Regions from separate parts of the Homo sapiens genome. Here region 2 is linked to region 1. A link is a contact called in ENCODE Hi-C or POLR2A ChIA-PET data. All regions are on one chromosome and are shown on one strand. The core of a region is the stretch at or near the end of the contact, and the rest is flanking DNA. Distances in the headings are between cores, read along the strand shown. Region 1 has its middle 8.6 kb from the start of RIPPLY1. Region 2 holds the start of FRMPD3 (FERM and PDZ domain containing 3).

Evidence for each region. A loop is a pair of places that touch in the nucleus more often than their neighbours do. ChIA-PET counts read pairs that join two places held with the same protein, here RNA polymerase II (POLR2A). Pooled maps may share reads with other maps.
Region 2: a map of HCT116 shows a loop between it and region 1 (4-fold over the local background). The contact joins the promoter of FRMPD3 here to the enhancer-like site in region 1. A Hi-C loop is called at or near these places in 5 of 168 maps with a recorded cell type or tissue (A673, CD4-positive, alpha-beta T cell, Calu3 and 2 more), 11 of 37 single-sample maps with no recorded cell type and 2 of 50 pooled maps. POLR2A ChIA-PET finds 5 or more read pairs at or near these places in 2 of 52 experiments (HEK293T and IMR-90).

The regions. Positions count from the first base shown.
Region 1 is chrX:106,893,217-106,896,239 of GRCh38, reverse strand. No RefSeq gene overlaps it. Among named protein-coding and RNA genes, the nearest start is that of RIPPLY1, 8.6 kb to the left of the region's middle. RefSeq lists an enhancer at 1,061-1,585. Within about 2 kb of position 1,444, at least 5 of the 41 ENCODE cell types and tissues checked have a DNase peak (open chromatin) inside an H3K27ac peak, as active enhancers do; they include HCT116, where a contact is called at or near this core.
Region 2 is chrX:107,448,082-107,451,104 of GRCh38, reverse strand. It overlaps FRMPD3 (FERM and PDZ domain containing 3), which reads right to left and starts at 1,453. Exons shown (of 15, transcript NM_001388459.1): 1 at 1,100-1,453. RefSeq lists enhancers at 1-246, 2,081-2,581.

The DNA of each region.
Region 1 (3,023 bases), core at 195-2,694:
CATCATCTTGTGTGGTACTTGTAATCACAACAGTCCTAGAGATAGGTCTTATTATTATCCCCACTTATTAATGAGAAAACTAAGAGTTAGCTGGGTTTCTGTGCCTGGGTTTGTGTGCCTGCATGGAAGATGCTACAAGCCTTGTCAGCAGTGATTAAGTAAAAAATACAGGAACCAACACCAGGCCATGACAAGTAAAACAGTGAAGTCAGGTCACCAGTTTACAACAGGAGACTGGAGAAGAGAGGAGATGAACTGTCTGTCCACTAGAGAGCCATAAAGTCACAGTGCGGGGTGGCAGGGGGGCGGGGGAGTAGGAGGTGGTGACACCCACAGGTGTGGGAGTGGGGCTTTCCCTGTCCAGAGAAGACTAGACAATAGGATACCTAGGAGGATAAGAGTTAGAACAGCTGATAATTCTGGAATTCTTGTTATGAACCTTACATGGATTAACTCCTTTAATACAACAACTTTGAAGGATAGGTACAGTTGGGAAAACTGAGGCTTAGAGTGGTTTTTAAAACTTGCCCCAAATCACACAGTTGGTAAATTGTGGCACCTTCTAAGCGTCAGGCTTTTTACACATTTTACCTCATTGAATCCTTATGGCAACCCTAAAACTCAAGCACTATTATTTTCCTTGTTTTATGGATGAGGAAACTGAGGTTCAGAGAGGTTAAGGAATCTTAAGGTCACGTAATTAATAAATGACCGATCCAAGATTTGAGAGATGACAGCAATTGCTCCAGGTTACATTAATGGTAAGTGGCAGAACTAGAGTTCAGGGCTGCCTGACACCAGAGCCCTGTGCTTTCAGGAGGTGGAATCAACAGGGTTTGCTGAAGGATTAAATCTGTGGGAGGGCAAGGGAGAAAAGATTTAAGTTCTGGCTGCAGGGAAGTGAGTCAGAGGATATGAAGAACTCTGGGCCAGGGGCCAGGAAACACTGAGGGCCTCTGAAAGGTGTCACTGAGGGAGGAATGTTTGGGGACCTCCTGCCCGGCAGTGGCAGGCTCTCACAGCACCTGGGCTGTGGGCACAGGGCTACCAGGGGTGAGAGGGGGATGAGGGAATTCTGTTCCTGCCCCTCGGTGCTGTGCTGCCTCAGAGTGGAATGGGCCCTGGCTGGGCATGTCTCACTCTGGCTGAAAAGTGGGAGGAACTACCAATTGCTGAGCTCTCCCGTTCTATCCCAGGCACTGTGCTTGGCACCACACACACTTTATCCTGAACTGGGTGGTGGTGGTGGTGGGGCATCCTAATGTTTACAGATAAGAAACTGGGACTCAGAGAAGTGAAGTGACCTGTTAGTAGCACAGGCAATGAGTGGGAAGCTGGGGTAGAACAGGACAGTGCGACTACAGAGTCCTGGCTCTTAACTACTAGGCTCCTCCTTCCCTCCTCCTTATTCCCCCAGAGAAGCCCTGAAAGTCCCTTAGGGCAGGCAGCTCACCCTGGCCTCCTGCAGCCTACGGGGAAAGAAGTGTGTAAACTGTCACAAAAAGGCATTGCTATCCCCATCACTGGGGACACCTTGAGGCCTGGGACCAAGTGTGAATTAAAAGAGGTTGAGGGAGAGACCAGGAACCAGCTGGAGTCAGGCTCTGGGTTTTTCTAGAAGTCTTCCATCCAAGGGAGAGAACAGCGGCCTCCAAGTCCCTAGCGATTCAATTCGTTTTCGCTAACAGCAAGACAGGCAGCCCCCTCTAGTGGCTGAGCTCTAAACCTACAGCACAAAGCCCAGGATGAGCAGGGCTCATCCATCCAGAGGATTCTATGGCCAGCACTGTTTTGTACCTGGTGGTTATAGGGACAGACTCTGGATTTAAACCAAACCTGGGTTCAAATACTGGCTCGACTCCTTGTTAGCTAAGTGACCATGAGAAAATGTCTCTAAGCCTTAGTTTCTTCATGTATAAAATAGGAATGATAATAATACCATTTTAACAGGGTTAATGTAAGAATTAAATGAGACAGCATATGTAAGGGGCTGGCAGAGTACTTGGCACATTACAGATGTGATAGAGACATGCACATATATTTATATATACATGTACACACACTACTATACATTGTGCATAGGTGTATATATGAATGTATACACATCTAATAATTGTTCTTTTTTGACACATGCTATCATAATAGTCGTCACCACTTTGACTTCCCTTGCCTTTCCCATCTGATATGGTTTGGCTGTGTCCCCCCTGCCCCCAATCTCAAGTTGAATTGTGGTTCCCATAATCCCCACATGTCATCGGGAGGGACCTGGTGGGAGGTAACTGAATCATGGGGGCGGTTACCTCATGCTGCTGTTCTCATGATAGTGAGTTCTCAGAAGAGCTAATGGTTTTATTAGGGGCTTTTCCCCAATTTGCTTGGCAGTTATCCTTGCTGCTGCCATGTGAACAAAGACTTGTTTGCTTCTCCTTCCATCATGATCCTAAGTTTCCTGAGGCCTCCCCATCCCTGGGGAACTGTGAGTCAATTAAACCTCTTTCCTATAAATTACCCAGTCTTGGGTATGTCTCTATTAGCAGCATGAGAACAGACTAATACACTATCTATCTAGCTCTACTAAACCCTGGTGCCCCAATTACTGTCAACACACTCCCCTGAAGCTTATGGGAAAGACATGGGCTAAGATACTTGCTTTTCTCCATGCACACTTTCAAGAATCTTGGACTGCACATCTTTGTCCTTCAATATTCTGGGAATGTTAATAAGCTTGCTTTACACAGGTGCTACGCTCTTTCTGTGTTTCAAAGCAACTTTACCTCCGTGATCTCATTTGAATCTCTTAATACTCCCAGTACTCTCATTTTTTTTCATTTTGTTTTAGATACGGGGCCTCACTGTCACCCAGGCTGGAGAGTAGTGGCTCAATCATAGCTCACTGCAGCCTCAAACTCGTGGGTTCAAACAATACTTCCACCTCAGCCTCCTGAGTAACTAGGACTGCAGGCGTGTGCCATCATGCTCTGCTGTTTTTTTTTTTTTTTAAATAGAGACAGTGGTCTCATTTT
Region 2 (3,023 bases), core at 204-2,703, 550 kb before region 1:
AAGGGTGGAGGTGCCACCTGCTTCTGGGGGAAGGTGTCAAACATTTGCCCCTGCAGTGGTTTCAGTGTGTGTGTATGGGGCTGTGGTGTGTGTGTGCAGGAAACCCAACAGCTCGAGCGTGGAGGGTATGACTACCAGAGTTGGGCACGCTTTTTGCCAGAATGGGGTTCTTAAGGGCTCTGGTGGAGGTGTCTACAGTAGCTGCGTGTGACGGGGGGTTGCTGGGTGTGTATTGGGGGGAAGCAGCAGGTACTGGATCTGCAGTAATGTGCAGTTGTCATGTAGTTTCTCAAGACCACTCTGAGAAAACACACACACACTCACATACACACACACACTCTCCAACCTCCAAAGCACTAGGCTGGGGAGTAGAGGAGTGTGTTTGTGTGTGCATGTTTTAGCAGCGCTAGGGGGAGGTGCATGTATCTGTATATGTGTTTGAGCTTTATTAGCATCTTGGTGGGAGGGGGCAAGTGTAGCTCGCGCTCTCTCTCTCTCTCTCTGTGTGTGTGTGTGTGTGTGTGTGTGTGTGTGTGTGTGTGGTCTTTGCATGGGGCTGACTGTGTGGCTGAGCGCCGGGTATGTTGTGCGGCTGTGTGTGCGTGTGTGTGCGCCTCCGTGTCCGCTTGTGAACATGGCCCCGGGAACCACGCACATGCTTCAGACAGCTGTTTCTGGCAGCCCCTGGGCTCGGGCTTCGCCGGGCACCCCGGCTAAGTGGCCACCTCCTAGCAGCCAGGCCCCGCGTCTCGCCAGCTCTCCCAACTGTGCCCACAGCCCAGGCGCGCACACAAAGGCTCCATAATGAACGCGCTGCACTCCCCTGCGCTCGACTCCTCACCCCGCACCCGCGGAGGCCAAACGAGCCCGCCAAGCCAGAGACTCGCCGGGGCAGTGGGCACGCAACGGGCCGTTACCCCGCCCGCCCAAACTCCGGGCGGCCAGACGTTCGGCGCCCCCCGCCCTGCCCCCGGCTCCCGGGGGCGCCCAAGCGCCAGTCGCCCCCCAGCCGGCCCGGGGCGGAACGCTCCCGCCGCGACCCACCCCCGGTTGGGCTGAGACAGCGGGCGCGCCCCCCTGAAGGCAGCGCGCCTCTTACCTTCCTCCCCCTCCTCTTCCTCCTCCTCTTCCTCCTCCTCCTCCTCCTCCTCCGCCTCCTCAGCGGCGCGGCAGCGGCGGCGCAGCGGCGGCGGCGGCGGCGGCGGCAGCGGGACTAGGGCACCCGTGCCCCCGAGCCCGGCATGGGCTTGGGGCTCAGTGGCGCCGGGCGGCGGGGCGGGCAGAGGTTGGCAGGGCGGCAGCAGCTGGCCCGGGACGCGGGGAGCTGGCGCGCAGGCGGCGGGCTGCGGGCAGGATGGCAGGAGCGCGCGCGGGCTCCTCGGGCGGGCTTCATGGCTGCGCCGCGGGCGGCACCATCGCCGTGGCTCGCTCGTCGCTCTCTCGCTCCAGGAGTGCGGCAGGCTGCGAGGTGACGGATGGCGGCGAGGCGGCCGGACGGCCGAGGAGGGGAGGGGAGAAGGGGCGGGGGGAGGGGGAGGGGGAGGAAAGAGGGGAGTGCAGAATGAGGGGCCTCTCCGGCGCCTCCCGACCCTCGAGTGCTGGCGTCGATTTCCCCGAATGGGAAAGCGGCTTAAAGGCGCAGTTCCTGGCTCGGGTCACTACTAAAAATAAGCAAAAAATTGACAATTGGGGAAAGAATCTCCCAAGAACAACCCAGCAACCCAGCCACCCAGCCTGGCGCTGCCTCACTTCTTGAATCTGACCGTTACGGCCGGACTCTGCCGGGAACTGCTGGCTGCCGAGAGGGCAAGCCAATTTCCAAAGTGAACCCGGGAAAGGGGGGCGGGGAGTGAACTGCGGAGAAGGGGCAGCAGGAACGCTTGCTTCGGAGACTCCGTTCCCTGGCCCCTGACCTTGCTTCTCGCCCCTTGTTTGCTCGCCTTCTGCTGGGGATGCCCTCCCTGCAGCTCCCCTCCTGGTCACCATCGCAAACATCCACACGCACCTTGAGTTTCGGCTCGGGCTCCTGCTCTCAGCGCCTCTCCCCAGCACTGGAGTGTGAGCGGCTTCGAGCCCAGGCCCAACGCCAGGAGCCCACCTCAGTAAGGGAGCGATCTGCCAGCTGGCAAAGGTCTGCTTAGAAAATGCGATTGGTTTGGTGAAAAGGGAAAAAGGTTAAGGTGTGTGTGCATGTGTGTTCACCAGCAGATGGAGGGAGGGTCCTGGCCACACACACACACCCGGAAGGAGAGCAGCTAGGCACACAGCACAGTGCCTGATGAATGATCTCAGGACGTTTTTTAGAGACATGCTGTGAATACTAAACATGCAGCAGCCGAGATTCAAGAGAAGCTCTTGGTCTCCCAGCGGGCTCCAGACCCCTTCAGAGGAGTTTTGAGGGCCAAGAAAAAAGGCCACTCTTCCTTCCCCAAAAAGGGCAGCCTCAGTGGGGACCCAGAGAGACTGGGAAGCTGGACAGTGGGTCTGGGTGGTGAAGTTAAGGCCAGGGAAGAGAGAAGCAGGAGGAAGCAGTGGAGTTGAGGAGCTCCTGGTGATGCCAAATACATGGTGAATTTCCGGGTGTCAGAAGCACCTCGGAGAGACAGTTAAACATTGGCACATTTGGGCCTTGTGAGTTCTAAGGTGAAAAGTCAGCCCTCCTCGATTTCCTCTGTGTTCCTGAACTCTAAAGGAGGCTGTTGGCACAAAGGGATCCATTCTAGTTGGAATATTTCCTCACTTTCGGTTCTTTTCAAGCACTTGGTTAAAGCTTCAGAAGAGGCCGGAGGGCTACTGAGGGGCAATTGTGGGACAAGGGCTGTTCTCCTAGGCTGCACGGAATTTCCAGGATACAGAGGAGAGCTCCGGGCACAGGGCTCCGTGGCTTCCCACAGCTGGGCTCAGCAGTGGAGTAGCTGACTAGCAGATTTGGCCATCGGTCCACTGAGCACACTTTTGCTTTCTTCCTGGCACTTCCCACCTTGAAAAAAGGATGGAAATTCCCTGCATCTGGATGGGAGTAG